3 separate regions of the Homo sapiens genome follow, and all the other regions are linked to region 3. Evidence: read pairs that join two places in POLR2A ChIA-PET (ENCODE). Cell type or tissue: OCI-LY7. All regions are shown on one strand. Each heading gives the region's core, and the rest is flanking DNA. Links, peaks and the distances in the headings are about the cores only.

Region 1 (5,994 bases), core at 536-4,535, 86 kb after region 3:
ACTTGAGGAGGCCAAGGCAGAAGGATTGCTTGAGGCCAAGAGTTTGGGACCAGCGTGGGCACAAGGTGAGACCCCATCTCTACAAAAAATTAAAAAATTAGCCAAGTGTTATGGTGTACACCTGTAGTCCCAGCTACTCTGGAGAATCAGGTGGGAGGATGACTTGAGCTCAGGAGTTTGAAGTTAACAGTGAGCAATGACTGCACCACTGCACTGCAGCCTGGGCGACAGAATGAGACCCTGTCTCAAAAAAACAGTGTTGTCTAGTAGTGGCACCCATCACTTCCACTGTATGCTACTGATCAAAGTAATCACAGGGACTGCCCAGATGCAAGGCAGGGTGGTAAGAGACTCTACCTCTTGATGAAGAAGTGGCAAGGTCACTGAAGACCAGTGGAATGGGAGACATTGCTGCAGCCATCTATGAAAGATTCAATATGCCACAATGAGGAAACCTAGTCTCAGAAGTTGTTTAAAAAGGCCAGGTGTGGTGGCTTACCATCTGTAATCCCAGCACTTTGGGAGGCTGAGGGAGGAGGACTGCTTGAGGCCAGGAATTCAAGACCAGCCTGAGCAACAAAGGGAGACCCCATCTCTACAAATAATTTTTTTAATTAGCCACAAGTGGTGCCATGCACCTATGGTCCAGCTACTCAGGAGGCTGAAGTGGGAGGATCTTTTGAGCCTGGAGGTCAAGACTGCAGTGAGCCGTGATTACGCCACTGTACTCCAGCCTGTATGACAGAGTGGACACACTGTTTTGTTTGTCTCAAACAAAACAAAAACAAAAAAACAGATTGTCCATCTAATCCTAAAAATAATTACGTAAGTTTAGTTGGTGGGTGATAAATGAAGTTCTTCAGACTTTAAATCCAGTATTCATGGTCAGGCACAGTGGCTCACACCTGTAATCTCAGCACTTTGGGAGGCAGACGCAGGCAGATCACCTGAGGTCTAGAGTTCGAGACCAGCTTGGCCAACATGGCAAAACCCCATCTCTACTAAAAATACAAAAATTAGCCAGGCACGGTGATTGCCACCTGAAATCCCAGCTACCAGGGAGGCTGAGGCAGGAGAATCGCTTGAACCCGGGAGATGGAGGTTGCAGTGAGCCAAGATCACACCACTGAACTCCAGCCTGAGTGACAGAGTGAGACCCTGTCTAAAAAAAAAAAAAAAAAAAGCCGGGCGCGGTGGCTCATGCCTGTAATCCCAGCACTTTGGGAGGCTGAGGCAGGTAGGTCATGAGGTCAGGAGTTCGAGACCAGACTAACCAATATGATGAAACCCCGTCTCTACTAAAAATACAAAAATTAGCTGGGTGTGGTGGTGCGTGCCTGTAATCCCAGCTACTCAGGAGGCTGAGGCAGGAGAATTGCTTGGAGCTGGGAGATGGAGGTTGCAGTAAGCTGAGATCACGCCATTGCACTCCAGCCTGGGCAACAGAGCAAGAGCGAGACTCCATTTCAAAAAAAAAAAAAAAAATCCAGTATTCATGCAGGAAAATATTTTCAGTTCAGTAACATAGTCATTAAGTACCTACTTTATGATAGGCACTATAGCAGGAGCTACAGACACAAAGATGAACAAGATCTGGTTTCTATCCTCAAAGTGCTCATACTCCAGTAAGGGGGAAATAAAATGCAATGTGATAAGAACTATTCTAAATTATTCTTGGCAAGGTGGAGGAAAACTTGAGAGTAAAGCTGGGCCATTAGAGTTAGGTGGAGTTTTGCCAGGCAAAAAAGCAATGGAAGGGAAGGGTATTATGTTTAGAAGAGACATGAGAGTATATGAAAGGTATCAGTTCTAGCTTAATGCAGACTAAAATAAACTGAGACAAATATCTAGAAATGATAGGTGAAGTATTTTCTAAGCTGTTTTTTAAAAATGCATAGCAGAGCTTCCAAGAAAGACTAAAGACAAAGGAACTGAAAACTGGAGCAGACAGGAAAATAGCCGATGCAATTACTGAGGGGATAAGGGAAACGTACCTTAAGGACTTGTTTTAATACTGACAACTAAAGACAAGACTGGCTCCAGGCAGGAAACTGAAACCCCCAGTTAAAGCTGGGACCCTGAAAGAGCAACAGCCTTAGTGAAAGAGGGGAAACCATAAAAAAACCCCACCCAGGTGGTGAAAGGAAGAAGCAAGGAAGTCTGAATGCCTAGGCTTGTGAGATCAGGAGATTGTTGAAAATTCTGAATCCTGGGCCTGCCCCTTATGTCAATTTTAGAACATTTCTCATGTGAATAATGAGTGCTCTTCCTGTATGGTCTGGAAAACCACCACTCCCACCAAATCCCCAGCCAAGAAGGTTCTAAAAAGTGGTCTCAGATCCACTGTCCACAGGTTTGCTCTGGAGAGACATATGATGCAGGCAACATGGAACTCTACAGCCACCCTCACCCTATAAAAACTCCAAAAGATGATTTCAGTCAAACCTGCAACCCATGTAACTAATAAAATACTATTATCCAGAATATATAAAGTACTGCCTACGAACTGTTTTTTCAAAGAAGACAACTCAATAGAAAGAGAAGTGGGGCCAGGCACAGTGGCTCATGCCTGTAATCCCAGCACTTTGGGAGGCTGAGGTGGGTGGATCACCTCAGGTCAGGAGTTTGAGGCCAGCCTGACCAACATGGTGAAACCCTGTCTCTACTAAAAATACAAAAATTAGCCTGGCACGGTGGCATGTGCCTGTAGTCCCAGCTACTCGGGAGGCTGAGAGAGAATTGCTTGAACCCGGGAGGTAGAGGTTGCAGTGAGCTGAGATCGCACCACTGCACCCCAGCATGGGCGACAGAGCAAGACTCCATCTCGAAAAAAAAAAGTGGGGGTGAGGGAAGGATATAAATAGGAAAATCCCAGAGGGTAAACATACTAATGGCCAATAAATCAATAAAAAAAAGTCCTCAACCTTATCAGATATCAATGATATGTAAATTAAAATTAATAGAACCACTCAACACCAACAGAATAGGGAAATGCTGGTGAAAGTGAAATTCACATAACCACTTCGGAAAAGCAACTTAACAACTGGTAAAGCTAAATACCAGTGATATTTCCTCCTTTGGAGAAACTAACACATAGGCCCAAGTAAACATACAAAATACTCACTGCATTGCTATTGATTTATAAGAGGGGAAAAGTGGGAACAACCCAATAATGCTTCACTAGGGTAATGGAACAAATTGATATGCTCATTCAGTGGCATAGTATACAGCAATTACAATGAATGAACTATTTTCCTGTCAATATGGATGCATTAGTCTGTTCTCCAGAGAAACAGAACCGATAAGATATATAGATGAGAGACAGAGCTTTACTATATGGAATTGGCTTCTATGGTTCTGGAGGCTGAGAAGTCCCAAGATCTGCAGGTGATAAGCTGAGGACCCAGAAGAGCCAATGGTATAGTTCCAGGCCAATTCCAAAGGCCTGAAAACCAAGAGAGCTGACGGTATGAGTTCCAGTCTGAGTCCACGTCACAAGGTAGAAGACTGATTTTCCACCTCAAAGACAGAGATTCTCTCTTAATCAGCCTTCCTGTTCTGTACAGGCCTTCAATGGGTTGAATGAGGCCCAGAAATATCCTGATAGATACACCCAGAGTAAGACCAAATATGTGGTTACCCTATGACCCAGTCAGGTTGACATATAAAATTAACCATCATAGCCAGGTGTGGTGGCTCATGCCTATAATCCCAGCATTTTAAGAGGCCAAGGTGGGAGGATTGCTTGAGGCAAAGAGTTTGAGACCAGCCTGGGCAACAGTGAGACTCCATCTCTACAAAAATAATAAAAGTAGCCAGGTGTGGTGGTATGTGCCTGTAGCCCAGCTACTCAGGAGGGTGAGGCGGCAGGATCACTTGAGCCCAGGAGGTTGAGGCTGCAGTGAGCTATGATCATGCCACTGCCCTCCCGCCTGGGCAACGGAGAGGAGACCCTACCTCAAAAAAAAAAAAAAAGAGGTCTTGCATATCATGAGAGGGAATGTGTTATGGACTGCATGTTTGTGTCCTCCTCAAAATTCCAATGTCAAAACCCTAACCCCCAGTGGGACAGCATTAGGTGGGCTCTTTAGGGGGTCATTAGGTTCTGAGGATGGACCTCTCGTGATGGGATTAGTGCCCTTATAAAACAAACAAGGAGAGCTTGCTTCCTCTTTCTGCCATGTGAGGACACAGCAAGACGACCATCTGCAAACCAGGAGGTGTGTCCTCATGATGCACTGGATCTGCTGGCAACTTGATCCTGGATTTCCCAGCCTCTAGAACTATGAGAAATAAATTGCTATTACCATCTATGGTAATTTGCTTTAGCCACCCAAACCAAGACACTGCACTGACCTTGACCCTGTAGCCAGTGGTTCTCATCTATACAGCCCAATACCTTTTGAGTTTTTTGGGTTTTTGTTTTTCTTTTTTGGAGACTAAATAGTCTCATTATGATGCCCAGGCCTGATTCACACTCCTGGGTGGGATCAAGTGATTATCCCATCTCAGACTCTCAAGTAGCTGGGATTACAGTCATGTACCATGGTACCCAGCCTTTGGGCTACTTTCTGTATTTACAACACACCCCCTACCCTTTTTTTTTTTTTTTTTAATTGAGACAGGGTCTTGGCCAGGCACCGTGGCTCACATCTATAATCCCAGCACTTTGGGAAGCCAAAGCGGGTGAATCACTTGAGGCCAGGAGTTCGAGTTAACCAGCCTGGTCAACATGGTGAAACCCCATCTCTACTAAAAATACAAAAATTAGCCAGGTGTGGTGGCGCACACACATAGTCCCAGCTACTTGGGAAGCTGAGGCAGGAGAACCGCTTGAACCCGGGAGGCAGAAGGGTGCAGTGAGCCGAGACTGCGCCACTGCACTGCAACCTAGGTAACAGAGGAAGACTGTCTCAAAAAAAGAAAAAAAAGACAGGGTCTCACTCTGTTGCCAGGCTGGAGTGCAGTCGTGCAATCATGGCTCACAGTAACCTCTAACTCCTAGGCTCAGGCAATCCTCCACCTCATCCTTCCAAAGTGTTGGGATTACAGGCGTAAGCCACTGTGCCTGGCCTTAAAACACTCTACTATCCTGTGCAGACTGATCTATATTCTGTTGTATCAGAGACTCAAACACCAGGAGCCAGCTCAGCCATTAATGGCACGATTTTCTGAAATGGTGAACAAACTACTGTACAGTCTTGCCTCTATTTAGTTGCATGCCTGCAGAACTGTACAAAAAATACTTTGTTTTTATGTAAAAGGGAGTTAGGTTATATGCTCAGCTAATTATTATATAAACTTTTTTCACCTACCAAATATCTAGGACATCTGATAGTTGTGCAGGACTTAGGACAATTTGTTGTACAAGACTACCCCAGGGACCAGGTACAGTGGCTCATGCCTGTAATCCCATCATTTTGGGAGGCCGAAGCGGGAGGACCACTTGAAGTCAGGAGTTCAAGACCAGCCTGGACAACATGGTGAAACCCTGTCACTACTAAAAATACAAAAATTAGCCAGGCACAGTGGCATGCGCCTGTAGTCCCAGCTACTCATGAGGCTGAAGTGGGAGGATTGCTTGAACCTGGGAGGTGGAGGCTGCAGTGAGCCGAGATCACGCCACTGCACTCCAACCTAGGCGAAAGAGCGAGACTCCATCTAAACAAACAAAAAACAACAACAACAAAAAACAAACCTTGAATAGCTGTTTTGGTGTGGGATAGAGGGCCTTAAGCAAGTTTACATACTCGAAAGAAGAGGGTGAGTTAGAAAGGGTAATTAAAGGAGCAAGGTCCAGGCTTGGTAACAAGACAGATGAAGGCAGAGACTGCAGGTGTGGTGAGTTGTTCAGGGGATCATCTATGGGCATATGCTGGACAAGGAAGCAGTGCAGGCAAAGGGGGCTGACAGATTGGGGAAAAATGGAATCAAGAGACCTGAAGTCTCCAAGGTCTAGAATGGTAGAAATGAGAATATAAGAAAGTTTGTCAA
Region 2 (5,994 bases), core at 536-4,535, 390 kb after region 3:
ATCCATTCATCTACTGATGGATACTTAGGTTGGTTCCATATCTTGACTACAATGAATAAACATGGGAGTACAGATATCTCTTCAACATCCTGATTTAATGGTAGTTCTATTTAAGGGTTTTTAATTTTTTTTTTTTTTTTGAAGCGGAGTCTTGCACCGTTGCCCAGGCTGGAGTGCAGTGGCGCAATCTCAGCTCACTGCGAGCTCCACCTCCCAGGTTCAAGCTATTCTCCCGCCTCGGCCTCCCAGGTAGCTGGGACTACAGGTGCCCACGACCACGCCCGGCTAATTTTTTGTAGTTTTAATAGAGATGGAATGGTCTCGATCTCCTGACCTCGTGATCTGCCCACCTCGGCCTCCCAAAGTGCTGGGATTACAGGCGCGAGCCACTGCACCCGGCCTTTTTTTTTTTTTTTTTTTAAATACAAGGTCTTGTTGTGTTGTCTAGGCTGGTCTTGAACTCCTGACCTCAAGTGATCCTCCTGCCTTGGCCTCCCAAAGTGTTAAGATTATAGGTGTGAGCCACTGGGTCTGGCCTATTTTAAGTTTTTTGAGAAACTTCCATACTATTTACCATAGTGGCTATACTAATTTATATTCCCTCCAGTGGTGTACAAGGGTTCCCTTTTCTCCACATCCTTGCCAACACTTATTTGTCTTTTTTATAATATTCTAAATGTATGAGGTAATATCTCATTGTGGTTTAAATTTACATTTCCCTGATGATTCGTGATATCGAGCATTTTTTCGTATACCCACTGGCCATTTGTCTGTCTTTTAAGAAATGTCAGGCTCTGCACGGTGGCTCATTGCCTGTAATCCCAGCACTTTGGGAGGGAGAGGCAGGCAGATTGCTTGAGCCCAGGAGTTCGAGACCAGCCTGGGCAACGTGGTCAAAGTCTGTCTCTACAAAAAAAATCCAAAAAATTAGTTGGGCGTGGTGATGCATGCCTGTAGTCCCAGCTACTCAGGAGGCTGAGGTGGGAGGATCAGCTGAGCCCAGGAGTTTGAGGTTGCAGTGAGCCATGATTGATTGCACCACTGCAACCAGCCTGCACTCCAGCCTGAGTGAATGAGATGTGTGGTTTACAAACATTTTCTCCTATTCTGTAGATTGTCTCTTTAATCTGCTGTTTCCTTTGCTCTGCAGAAGCTTTTTAGTTTGATGTAATCCCCTTTGTTGCCTGTGCTTTTGGGGTCATATCCAAAAAGTCATTGCCCAGACCAATGTCATGGAGTTTTTACCCTGTATTTTATTTTCTCCTAGTAGTTTTACAGTTTCTGGTCAGGTTTAAGGTTTTTTTGTTTTTTTTTTTTTCCAAGACACAGCCTTGCTGTGTCACCCAGGCCAGAGTGCAGCAGCGCGATCTCGGCTTACTACAACCTCCACTACCTCCTGGGTTCAAGAGATTCCTGTGCCTCTGCCTCCCAAGTAGCTGGAATTACAGGCATGAGCCACCACACCCAGCTAATTTTTGTATTTTTAGTAGAGATGAGGTTTCACCATGTTGCCCAGGCTGGTCTCAAACTCCTGACCTCATGTGATCTGCCTGCCTTGGCCTCCCAAAGTGCTGGGATGATAGGCATGAGCACTGCGCCCGGCCAGGTTTAAGTTTTTAATCCATTTTGAGTTGATTTTTATATATGGTGTGAGATGAGGGTCTAATCTAATTTCAGTCTTCTGCATGTGAATATCCAGTTTTCTCAACACTAATTACTAAGGAGACTGTCTTTCCCTGTTGTATGTTCTTGGCATCTTTGTCAGCAATCAATTAACTGTAAACATGTGGATTTATTTCTGGTCTCTCTATTCTGAACCATTCATCTAGTATCTGTTTTTATGCCAGTACCATGCTATTTTGATTACTATAGCTTTGTAGTAGGTTCTTCAAATCAGTTAGTGTAATGCCTCCAAGTTTGTTCTTTTGCTCAAGAACAAACTTTTGCTCAGCTTATTTACCTGGCTTTACTCTAGGATGTGGTGTGATAGGTAGCATGGAGAATTTTGGATTCTCAGGGGTAGGTTCAATTCCTATATTCTAGAAATAAGAGGATTTTAACCTCTATTGTTTACTCTATCAAAGTAATTCTTTTGTGAGATGTATTGCTTTGGCTATTTGGGGTCTTTTATGGTTCCATATGAGTTTTAGGATTTTTTTTCCTATTTCTATGAAAAATATAATTGATATCTTGATAGGGATTGCATTGAATCTGTAGATTGCTTTGGGTATTTATGGACATTTAAAAAATATTAATTCTTCCAATCCCTGAACATGGGACATCTTTCCAGTTATTCATGTCAATTTCTTTTATCAGTGTTTTATAGTTTTTAGTGTAGAGATCCTTCACCTCCTTGGTTAAACTTATTCCCAATATTTTACTATTTTGTACTTTTTTAGGTAGTTCGTTGTTAACATATAGAAAGGCTACTGATTTTTTTTTCTTGCATGTCTTATGTCCCCTATAGACTGAAAGCTCCAAGAAGCCCAAGAGCTGACCCTTCTCTGAATCGCCCCCAGCTATATACCCAAGCATTGCATTTCCTAGTAAGTTTGTCGGTTCAGAAATATCTGTAGAATTAATAGGTTAGTACTATTTGCCAGAGAGAGTCACTGCGGTCTAAGATTGGGTTGAGAACTTTTTTTTTTTTTTTATGAGACAGACTCTCACTCTGTCACCCAGGCTGGAGTACAGTGGCGCGATTTCAGCTCACCACAACCTCAGCCTCTCAGGTTCAAGCAATTCTTCTGCCTCAGCCTCCCAAGTAGCTGGATCACAGGCGCGTGCCACCATGCCTGGCTAATTTTTGTATTTTTAGTAAAGACAGGGTTTCACCATGTTGATCAGGCTGGACTCGAACTCCTGACCTCGTAATCCACCCACCTTGGCCTCCCAAAGTGCTGGGATTACAGGCATGAGCCACCGCGTCCAGCCTTTTTTTTTTTTTTTTTTTTTTGAGAGGGTTGAGAACTTTGAAAGGGTCAGAGACAAATCTGAAAATGTCCCTTCCTCACCCTCAGTATGGTTTGTCCTATGGGCCCTAAGAGCCATTTGATGGAGGATAGTTAGGGGTCTTTTGGGGAACCTGATGAGCCCATGTATGTTCTTAGCTGTCCCTTCTTTCTAACCTTCTTTCTGATGAGAAGGAAAGGAGATCACCAGTTCTGCAGGGGGCAGGGTGGCTCAGGGCCTGGTCTGGTTGGTAGGAGTGGTACACTGGCAGAGGGCGTGGCAGGGAGTGCAGAAATACAAGGAAGGGCCTCTCCTCGGGGAGCTCCCCTTCTAACAGTATAGGGAGTCCCCTCCTCTTCACAGGGAATGTTCAAGAACACAATGCATTGCATTTGGAAATACTGATCTTGCAGGAGGCACTTGTAGAAGACAGAACAATGAGGCTGCACGAGTCCAGGAAAGCTTGTCCGAAGAGTTGCTCTGGGGCCAGACAAAGGCAGAGCTTTGAGGGTTGTGTTGAGGGCTTTGGTCGTTCCCAAAAGCAGTAGGAGGTCGTGGGAAGATTTGAAGTGGGAAGAACACCATCAGATTTATAGTTTTAGAAGGTTGCTATGGTGGAGCTCCTTGGAAAAGTGTTTGTGGCAAGGAAAATACAAGATAAGCCGGGAACATCTTATGGCAAGAGAGTGCTTAAAAAAAAAGGAAGCACTGGCCGGGTGTGGTGACTTAAGCCTGTAATCCCAGCACTTTGGGAGGCCCAGGTGGGTGGAGCTCTTGAGGTCAGGAGTTCGAAACCAGCCTGGCCAACGTGGTGAAACCCCATCTCTACTAAAAATATAAAAATTAACCAGGTGTAGCAGCACACACCTGTGGTCCCAGCTACTCAGGAGGCTGAGGCATGAGAATCGCTTGAGCCGAGATCACGCCATTGCACTCCAGCCTGGGCAACAGGGCAAGACTTGTCTTAAAAAGAAAAGGAAGCATGTTGAAAGAAGGACCCAACCTGAAAGATTCTCAATGGCCAATGGCCATAGCTGGAATTTGAGCAATGAAATGTGATAATATTATTGGATTATAACCCAAAGATTAAAATAAATATCCAGTTCATCCATACCAATATAAATACATGATTAAATGGGATGAAGGGACAATTATTCCTTATAGAAAACTTGCAATTAATAAATATAGAAGGAAGATAAGAAATTGAAAATTATGTTTTAGAGCACCATAGTAATTGCTACAAGCAAGATCCACTGATTTTGGTAAAAAAATTGCTGGGTGAAAATTTAAGGAGAAACAGGATATTTACATAGTCCAAAGTATTGCCCCCAAAAATATTTAATTACAAAAGGAAAAATAGTGACTTTATAATGGAGAAACCAATTAATAGATACTGCCTAACCAAGTGATGAGGTTAAAACATCACCAGGAACAAGAAACCTTGATATCATGTGTGTCCTCAGATATAATGCCCTGGGGAAGGCATATCACCTCCGTGGTATTCTTCTCAAAGCATATAACCTCAGTCTAATTAGTGAGAACATCAAACAACCCAAATTGGAGGACATTCTCCAAAATGTTGACCAGTCCCTTCAGAAGTGTTACAATGATGAAAGGTAAGGAAAGGTCGAGGGATTGTCATGAATTGTAGACACTAAGGAGACTGGGTGACCAAGTACCCTGTGGAATCCTGGATTGGATCTTGGAACAGAATATTGATAGAAAAACGGATAAGATCCATATAAAGGCTATAGTTTCATTTTCTAAAAATTGTTCTGCTAAAGAAAGATGTGGAACCATGAGAACGTGCTACTATGTCTTTTTTTTAAGTATGTATTTATACATAAAGTAACACATAGGCACACAGAAGAAGAGGTGGAAGAGGGGTGGGAGGAGCAGGGGAATGTAATAGGCAAGGGAAAAGTCATCCAGGAAGAAGTGGATACCCTCAAGAAAGTGAAAAGACAGCCCACAGAATGGAAGAAAATATTTTCTTTTTCTTTTTTTTTTTTTTTTGAGACGGTGTCTCACACTGTCGCCCAGGCTGGAGTGCAATGGCACTATCTCGGCTCACTGCAGCCTCCACCTCCCGGGTTCACACGGTTCTCCTGCCTCAGCCTCCCGAATAGCTGGGATTACAGGCGCACACCACCACACCCAGCTAATTTTTTGTATTTTTAGTAGAGACGGGCTTTCACTATGTTGGCCAGGCTGGTCTCGAACTTCTGACCTCGTGATCCGCCCACTTCGGCCTCCCAAAGCGCTGGGGTTACAGGCTTGAGCCACCACACCCGGCTGGAAGAAAATATTTTCAAATCATATATATATATATATATATAAATATAAAATAAAGGACTTGTATCTAGAATATGTAAAGAATTCTGAAAACTAGGCTGGGCAAAGTTGCTCATCCCTGTAATCCCAGTGCTTTGGGAGGCCAAGGCAGGAGGATTACTAGGAGGAGTTCAAGATCAGCCTGGGCAGTATGGCAAGACCCTGTCTTTACAAAAAATTTTAAAATTAGCCAGCTGTGGTAGTCCTAGTTACCTGGGAGGCTGAAGTGGGAGGACCACTTGAGCCTAGGAGTCTGAAGTTACAGTAAACTATGACTGTGGCAGTGCACTCCGGCCTAAGTGATAGAGCCAGATCTTGTCTCTTAAAAAAAAAATGTAGGCCAGGCGCAGTGTCTCATGCCTGTAATCCCAGCACTTTGGAAGGCCGAGGCGGGCAGATCACTTGAGGCCAGGAGTTGGAGACCAGCCTGGCCAACATGGTGAAACCCCATCTCTACTAAAAATACAAAAATTAGTCAGGTGTGGTGGCACATGCCTGTAATCCCAGGTACTCGGACGGCTGAGACAGGAGAACTGCTTGAACCCAGGAGGTGGAGGCGGCAGTGAGCTGAAATCGCGCCACTGCACTTCAGCCTGAGCGACAGAGTGAGACTCCATCTCAAAAAAAGTAAAAAATAAAAATAAAGAATTCTCACAATTAGATAATAAAAAGACACAATCCCCAATTTAAAAATCAGCAAAAATTTGA
Region 3 (8,485 bases), core at 2,406-6,405:
AGACGGGGTTTTGCCATGTTGGCCAGGCTGGTCTCGAACTCCCAGCCTCAAGTGATCCACCCACCTCGGCCTTCCAAAGTGCTGGGATTTTATATTATAAAAATAAAGCAGGCCGGGCGCGGTGGCTCGCGCCTGTAATCCCAGCACTTTGGGAGGCCGAGGCAGGCGGATCACGAGGTCAGGAGATCAAGACCATCCTGGATAACACGGTGAAACCCCATCTCTACTAAAAATACAAAAAAAAAATTAGCCGGGCGTGGTGGCGGGCGCCTGTAGTCCCAGCTACTCGGAAGGCTGAGGCAGGAGAATGGCGTGAACCCGGGAGGCGGAGCTTGCAGTGAGCCGAGATTGCGCCACTGCACTCCAGCCTGGGCGACAGAGCGAGACTGCCTCAAAGAAAAATAAATAAATAAATAAAATAAATAAAGCAATATATTCAGGTAAAATAGACATATATAAAATAACAAAGGAAGTTTCCTTTGACTCATCACCCTTTTCTCTTGTTTGTGACCTCTCCCCGTAGACTCCCAGCCCTTCAGCTTCCCTCTGAATTTCAGTTCTTATTAGCACCAGGATCATGATATGTATAGATAGCATCAAAATGCCAACAAAAACTTCACTTGTTCCAACATCTTTGTGGTTTTTCTTCTTGTAAGTTCCTGGAAGTGACACTTGGTATTTTGTTTAGTTTTGCATAACACTCGTACATAAGAGTGTATATGCGCTGATGTAGTAGAATGAGTCTTTAGAGAGTAAGGCAACCAAGCTAAAGTGTGATGATCTCTGTTCATCAGGTACTTATTCATAGCCAATCTGTAATCTGCATCAAAGAAATAATTTATATAGGCCTTCTTGATGAATGGGTAGGTGTCCATAGGGAATGCCCAGATTGTTGCAGAAATTATTCATAACATCTTATCTTCCTCTTAGTTAATAATTGTATGTGTTCCTTTATCTACTTAACGTTAAGATAAAAAATTTTCTTCTGCTTTCTGAATATGTCTTATTTAGAATTATATCCCAAGAAGAATACAATTCTGAGGATGTTCATAATTGTATTAATTGCATAGTTTTGTTTGTTTGTTTGTTTGCTCTGTCGCCCAGGCTGGAGTGCAGTGGCACAATCCCAGCTCACTGCAACCTCCACCTCCCGGGTTCAAGTGATTCTCCTCCCTCAGCCTCCTGAGTGGCTGAGATTACAGGCGCATGCCACCACACCAGCTAATTTTTGTGTTTTTAGTAGAGACTGGGTTTCACCGTGTGGGTCAGGCTGGTCTTGAACTCCTGACCTTGTGATCCCCCCACCTTGGCCTCCCAAAATGCTGGGATTATAGGTGTGAGCCACTGCGCCCAGCCAAATTGCATGGTTTTAAGTTAAAATTTTAAAGTAAGTTTGGGGAGGAAAGGTATTTGAATAACTATTAACATCAATGTGGAGTCTATACAGTCATCTCAATGTAGGGGAGTATATCTTTAATTTGCCTGTCAGTGAATCTTCACTTTTACCTTGACCTAACATTTAATCTTCAATAGATACATTGCTAGTGCTTTAAATGTGGATAATTGGTTTTGCATGTTATTGTTAATTGTACACAAGAATTGTCTTTGTTTTTCTATCAATGCACTTTCTTACATATCTTGGTAAAACTAACTTTTTGCTGATTTAGCATATTCACCTATAGTTTGTAGCTTCTCTTGTCATTTCAAAAATGTAAATAAGGCTATCCTCAGCATTATTTTGACTGACATCTATTTATAGTGGTACATTTCTTGTAAAGACTACATATCAGCATAAATTTTTTATTTACTCTTAATAACTCTGAGTAATCTCGTGTGTGTGTGTGTGTGTGTGTGTGTGGTAAGATAATAATTGATCCAGGGTAAAGATGCAGTCAAAGAATTCCAATCTTTTTAACTGTTCCTTGCCCTAAATGACTGTCCTTGATGTGCCAGCTAGAGACCACTCATCTCTTCTTCTCTGCTTACTTTCATGTCCACTAACTATGTACTGGTTTTTAACCAGTTTCATTATAGTAAAACATATCAACAAGCAATGTCAGGGGACTGGAATATTCTTTAAGCAATGTTGGCTATATTAGACTTCAAGGGGGCTAGAAAGACTTCATCTCCCCCCAGTACAAATATTACTACCTTTGTCTTCCTGCTAGTGGGCTCATTCCTAAATTAGACAACACAGGTGTGTATCCAGATGAATATATTTACAAGTCATTTCCTCTAGCCTTCTAACTCATTCTAACTCATCAGTGAGTTACAATGAGTGAGAAATCGCTATCAAAATTGTTGACATATAGATCCTAGAACCTTAAGAGAGTTTAAGAAGTTATTTAATCCAGCTCACTGCCCTCAGTCAGTTAGAACTTTACAATCCCAATTTTACAGATGCGATTAGATGAGGTCAGAGAAGTTAATTGATATGCCCCATGGCATGTGGCTAATTAATATCAGAACAGGATTGAAATTGGGTAGTACCCCTTCTACCATATAACACTATCTTCATGGATATAATAACTATTTATTGGATAGAAACAATGGGCCCTACATATCTTTGAAATCTAAGGAAACTGGCAAAAATTGAAAACATAAAAACAGCTATGTTCTCAAAGACTTTAACTCTGTCTTCCCACAGTTTATGCTTAACTAATTGAAAAGCATCAGGACAGTGAACAGAAGGAATACATTGGAATGCAAGAGATATGAATGAAAGCACTGGAGTTAGAAGCTTGTGAGTTTGGGACCTGGCGTGGTGGCTCACACTTGTAATCCCAGCACTTTGGGAGGCCAAGGCACAAGGCACACTTGTAATCCCAGCACTTGAGGTCAGGAGTTCGAGACCAGCCTGGCCAACATGGCAAAACCCCATCTCTATTAAAAATACAAAAATTAGCCTGGCGTGGTGACATGCGCCTGAAATCCCAGCTACTCAGAAGCCTGAGGCAAGAGAATTGCCTGAACCTGGGAGGCAGAGGTTGCAGTGAGCTGAGATCATACCACTGCACTCCATCCTGGGCGACAGAGCAAGACTTTGTCTCAAAAAAAATAAAAAATAAAATTAAAAAGATATAATTCATTAAACATTGTTCTTACATCAAAAGGTATGATTTATTGTTTATTCTTATATATTTTCAGCTTGTTCTCAAGATTATAACACCACTAGTACAATATAAGGACACATTCCCCAAAGCATTAGCATTTGGTTTTACCATTTTTGTCTACTTAAATTAATAGATATGACTTGTTATCCTTTCTTTTTTTTTTCTTTTCCTAATTGTAAGACTAACACAAAGTATTTGTAGAATGCTTGGGAATACAAAAAATGTAGAGAAATCCTACCACCTGGAGATAAATCTCTTTCTATGTGTATTATTTTACTTACATTAACTCTCTTTCTAAGAGAGTCCCTGAAGAAAGAAATTTTTCTCTCAATACTTTAATAAATCAAGGCTAGGTTTTATCTATGCCCCGATTTCCATGCATAGTTCAGCAAAGCTCCATTTTTCCCTAAAAGCCAACCTTCCTCTGCCCTTGACTTTGGTGAGATGACAGCGTCCAAAGGAAGCTGAAGTTGAAAGGTTGAAGGAAGTGGCTAAGTGAGGCAGGGGACTCTCAGTAAATTAAAGTGTTGAGAATCAGCTTTTAAAGATAATTTTTTCTGAAGATAGGTGTAGAAAAGACAGGAAATCCTGCTTTGTTACTTATTTAGAACCTAACTTACTTTATTTCTGTTTTAAAAAATACAGAAAAAAATTCTACAGACTACTGTCTAAAACTTTTATCCTCTTACTAGTACATCTTGGTGCGTTTGATTTATGGATTCACAGAGAATATTTAAGGGATGTTCATACTAACAAGAGTTATTGTCAGCTGACAGGAAGGAGGACTTCAGGGTGGGTGAGGCCAGGCCTCAGGAAATTCCAGAAAGTCTTAAAAGTATCTTGTCTATTCTCTTTCCTTGACATTAGAATGATTAAGGCTCCCTCAAGTGTCTGAGTAAAAAGAGCTAAAATGTGATAAAAGTCTGTTACAGAAGAGTATTTTGGTATCAGAATTCGTGTGTGTGTGTGTGTGTGTTTTGTGTTCCTTTACTTCCTTGAGAAATATTGGAGGAAACCCCTCCTTCTTCCTGTACCTCAGATTACCACTTGGAAAATGTGGATCATAAAACTCATCTTAAATGCATTTGAGATCATTTTTGTTTGTTTGTTTGTTTGCTTGCTTTTGAGACAGGGCCTTGTTATATCGTCCAGGCTGGAGTGCCGGGGCACAATCATAGGTCACTACAGCCTCGACTTCCTGGACTCAATCATCCCACTTCAGCCTCCGGAGTAGCTGGGACTGCAGGCATCACCACTATGCCTGGCTAATTTTTTTTTTTTTTTTTTAAAGCAGAGACAGGGTCTCACCATGTTGCCCAGGCTGATCTCAAACTCCTGGCCTCAAGCAACCCTCCTGCCTCTGCCTCCCAAAGTGCTGGATTACAGGCGTGAGCTACCACGCCCAGCCTTGTTGTTATTCTTTTTTTTTTTTTTTTTTGGGGGGGTGGGGCGGAGTTTCGCTCTTGTTGCCCAGGCTGGAGTGCAATGGCGTGATCTTGGCTCGCTGCAACCTCTGCCTCCCAGGTTCAAGTGATTCTCCTGCCTCAGCCTCCCAAGTAGCTGGGATTACAGGTGTCCACCACCATGCCTGGCTAATTTTTTGTATTTTTAGTAGAGATGGGGTTTCACCAGGTTGGCCAGGTTGGTCTTGAACTCCTGACCTCAGGTAATCCACCTGCCTTGGCCTCCCAAAGTGCTGGGATTACAGGCATGAGCCACCATGCCCAGCCAAGCCTTGTTATTCTTAATGTTTGAGTGGTTTAAAGGTGAAATATATTGAAAGTAATGCTGTGCTTCACTGAACCTGCGATATCATGAAAACCCATCTTACCTCACAGCTGTGTTTCTCCTCAGAGCCACAGTCTGTATGAGGGATTTTTCAGAGACAGTTCTCTTCCTATTTTTCTCTGAGACCAAATGGCTTTGTTCATGTACTTTTTTAGTACTTGAAATAAATTAATGCAGAGTTTTGATACCCCCATGGAGCAAAAGGCTTCAAAAAAAAGGTAAGGGGGCCTTATTTAATTAACCCAGCAGTTTAAATTAAAAGCTAACAAAGATGGGAAATTTTATGCGTTTAAAACCAAAGAAAGCCTCTGCCCTGGCAAGGTGTATGCTCTGGTTCTAAATGATTATGCTCCCAATAACAGCAGTGCAGGGACTTCACACAAGACAGAGAAGGATGTGTAGCTCCAACTAGACAGAAAACAGCTCTCTGCAGGTTGTAACATGTAACACATATTCTTGGAATTGTGCTTGAACTTTGACAGAAAGCAAATATCTGTATTAAGAACACAGAACCCGTTTCCTTTTGGTTGTTCTTTTCTTTTTTTCTTTTTTTTTTTTTTTTTGGAAATGGGGTCTTGCTCTGTTGCCCAGGCTGGAGTGCAGTAATCTTGGCCCACTGCAACCTCCACCTCCCTGGTTCAAGCGATTCTCCTGCCTCAGCCTCCCCAGTAGCTAGGATTACAGGCACGTGCCACCATGCTCAGCTAATTTTTGTATTTTTAGTAGAGATGGGGTTTCGCCATGTGGGCGAGGCTGGTCTCAAACTCCTGACCTCAAGTGATCCACCTGCCTCGGCCTCCCAAAGTGCTAGGATTACAGGTGTGAGCCACTGCACCCGGCCCCTTTTGGTTTTTCAAAAGAAGTTTATCAGTAGGCTTTCTCCCATTTTGAGTTTTGAAAATTCTAATTTTTGTAGTGGTTATCTTCCAGTGCAGCAGCATTTGGAATAAATATGTGGAATTTTCTTTATTTTAATGATCAGCAAATAAGAAGTATGTTGAAAACAAAATAAAAAGGTGGGCCAGGCGCGGTGGCTTACGCCTGTCATCCCAGCACTTTGGGAGGCCAAGGAGGGCAGATCATTTGAGGTCAGGAGTTTCAGACCAGCTTGACCAACATGGTGAAACCCCAACTCTACCAAAAACTCAAATAATTAGGTGTGGTAGCAGACGCCTGTAATCCCAGCTACTCTGGAGGCTGAGACAGGAGAATTGTGTGAGCTTAGGAGGTGGGGGTTGCAGTGAGCTGAGATCACACCACTGTATTCCAGCCTGGGTGACAGAGTAAGACTCTGTCTCAAAATAAATAAATAAATAAAAATTAAAAATGTGGATTGAGGGTATCCTGCCAGACATATCTTTTCCTTTTGACCAAGATCTTCATTATCTTTTTTCTTTTTTTTTTTTTTTTTTTTGAGATGGAGTCTCGCTCTGTCACCTAGCCTGGAGAGCAGTGGCACAATTTCTGCTCACTGCAACCTCCATCTCTGAAGTTCAAGTGATTCTCAACCTCAGCCTCCTGAGTAGCTGAGATTACAGGTGCGCACCGCCACCCCAGCTAATTTTTGTATATTTAGTAGAGACAGGGTTTCACAATGTTGGCCAGGCTGGCCTCGAACTCTTGACCTCAAGAGATCCACCCACCTTGGCCTCCCAAAGTGCTGGGATTACAGGTGTGAGCCACCGCACCCAACCACTTCATTTTCAGATAGCGGCTGCTCCTAGAGCAAGAGTATGTTGAGCTGTGTGAGTCATATGGATGTATAATAATTCATGAAAGTATGCCTGACCTGTGTGTGATGTAGCACGGATAGTGTTGTTCCAGCTTGTTTTAGTTTTTATTAAAAATAGACCCAATCAGGCCGGATGCAGTGGCCCACACCTGTAATCCCAGCACCTTGGGAGGCCGAGGCTCCTTGAGCCCAAGAGTTTGAGACCAGCCTGGGCAACGTGGTGAGACCCTGTCTCTACTGTAAAAAAAAAAAAAAAAGAAAGAAAGAAAAAATAGACTTAAATCAACAATATAAATTGCAAAGCTGACTGGATATAAATTATTATTATTACTTTTTGAGCAGGGTCTTACTCATCACCCAGGCTGGAATGCAGTAGTGCGGTCACGGCTCACTGTATTCTTTTTTGTAGAGATGGAGTCTTCCTATGTTGCCCAGGCTAGTCTTGAACTCCTAGGCTCAAAGGATCCTCCTGGCTCAGCCTCCCAAAGTGTTGGGATTACAGGCATGAACCACCAAACCCAGCAAGGAGACAAATTATATATACACACACACACATATGTAATATGTATATAATATATTTTTATTTTTATTATTTCTTTTGAGACAGGGTCACACTCTGTTGCCCAGGCTGGAGTGCAGTGGCATGATCTTGGCTCACTGCAACATACACCTCCCAGGCTCAAGCAATTTTCCTACTGCAGCCTTCTGAGTACCTGGGACTACAGGCGCATGCCATAATGCCCAGCTAACTTTTGGTTTTTTTTGAGACGGAGTCTTGCTTTGTCACCCAGGCTGGAGTGCAGTGGCCTGATCTCTGCTCACTGCAACCTCCGCCTCCTGGGTTCAAGCGATTCTCCTGCTTCAGCCTCCTGAGTAGCTGGGATTACAGGTGCGGGCCACCACGCCTGGCTAATTTTTTTGCATTTTTAGTAGAGACGGGGTTTCACCATGTTGGTCAGGCTGGTCTCGAACTCCTGACCTCGTGATCCTTCTGCCTCGGCCTCCCAAAGTGCTGGGATTACAGGCGTGAGCCACCGTGCCCAGTCTAACTTTTGTATCTTTTTTGTAGAGACAAGGTTTTGCCATGCTGCCCAAGCTGGTCTCAAACTCCTGGGCTCAAGTGATCCACCTGTCTCAGCCTCCCAAAGTGCTAGGATTATAAGCTTGAGCCACTGTGCCTAGCCTTGGGAGATATATTAAATATATATTGAATTTGAAAGAAACTATTCTTACTGGTGTGGTATAAACAGACCAATCCTTGGCTCTGATTTCTGATGTGGTATGTTTTCTGTCTCCAAGGAGGGGGTATAAAAAATATGTAAAAGTGATAGTTCACTTTCTTTTCTTTTTTTTTTTTTTTGAGACAGGGTCTCACTCTGTTTCTCAGGCTGGAGTGCAGTGGAGCGATCTCTGCTCCCTGCAACCTCTGCCCCCCTGGTTCAAGCAATCCTCCCACCTCAGCCTCCCAAGTAGCTGGGACCGCAGGTGCATGTCACCACACCTGGCTAATTTTTTGTATTTTTAGTAGAGACAGGGTCTCACCATGTTGCCCAGTCTGGTCTCAAATTCCTGAGCTCCAGCAATCTGCCCGCCTTGGCCTCCCAAAATGGTGGTTTTACAGGTGTGAGCCACCATGCCCAGTCTCACTTCCTCAAACTTTACAGTAAAGTTGATTAGTCCATTGAACTTAAAGATTTAGTAACTATTTACTAATGTTAAATTCAAAAGGGTGCTAAGTGTTTTATTCTTATCTCCTGTCATACTGGATTTCAGATATCTTTTTTAACCTCAAGTTGTCTGGAAATAAACTGAGATTTGAATGATAGGATCTGATGTAAGGATCTCATTATAA

The links. Peaks named below come from ENCODE experiments on the same cell type or tissue, not always from the same donor. Only the 100,000 strongest peaks of a DNase experiment are listed, where the experiment ranks them.
Region 1: POLR2A ChIA-PET joins it to region 3 with 7 read pairs; 17 of 35 experiments call an interaction of 5 or more read pairs at or near these places.
Region 2: POLR2A ChIA-PET joins it to region 3 with 7 read pairs; 2 of 35 experiments call an interaction of 5 or more read pairs at or near these places.

What each region holds. Positions count from the first base shown.
Region 1 is chr12:50,121,653-50,127,646 of GRCh38, reverse strand. No RefSeq gene overlaps it. Among named protein-coding and RNA genes, the nearest start is that of COX14, 12 kb to the right of the region's middle. In OCI-LY7, for the core only: no CTCF peak of the experiment used is centred there; no DNase peak of the experiment used is centred there.
Region 2 is chr12:49,813,458-49,819,451 of GRCh38, reverse strand. The region is part of intron 1 of NCKAP5L (NCK associated protein 5 like); the gene reads left to right. It also overlaps the pseudogene NMTRQ-TTG6-1. Among named protein-coding and RNA genes, the nearest start is that of NCKAP5L, 12 kb to the left of the region's middle. In OCI-LY7, for the core only: no CTCF peak of the experiment used is centred there; no DNase peak of the experiment used is centred there.
Region 3 is chr12:50,207,398-50,215,882 of GRCh38, reverse strand. All of the region lies in intron 4 of LIMA1 (LIM domain and actin binding 1), which reads left to right. Among named protein-coding and RNA genes, the nearest start is that of MIR1293, 23 kb to the left of the region's middle. In OCI-LY7, for the core only: CTCF peaks have their summits at 3,775 and 4,004; no DNase peak of the experiment used is centred there; H3K4me3 peaks cover 781 bases; H3K27ac peaks cover 1,182 bases.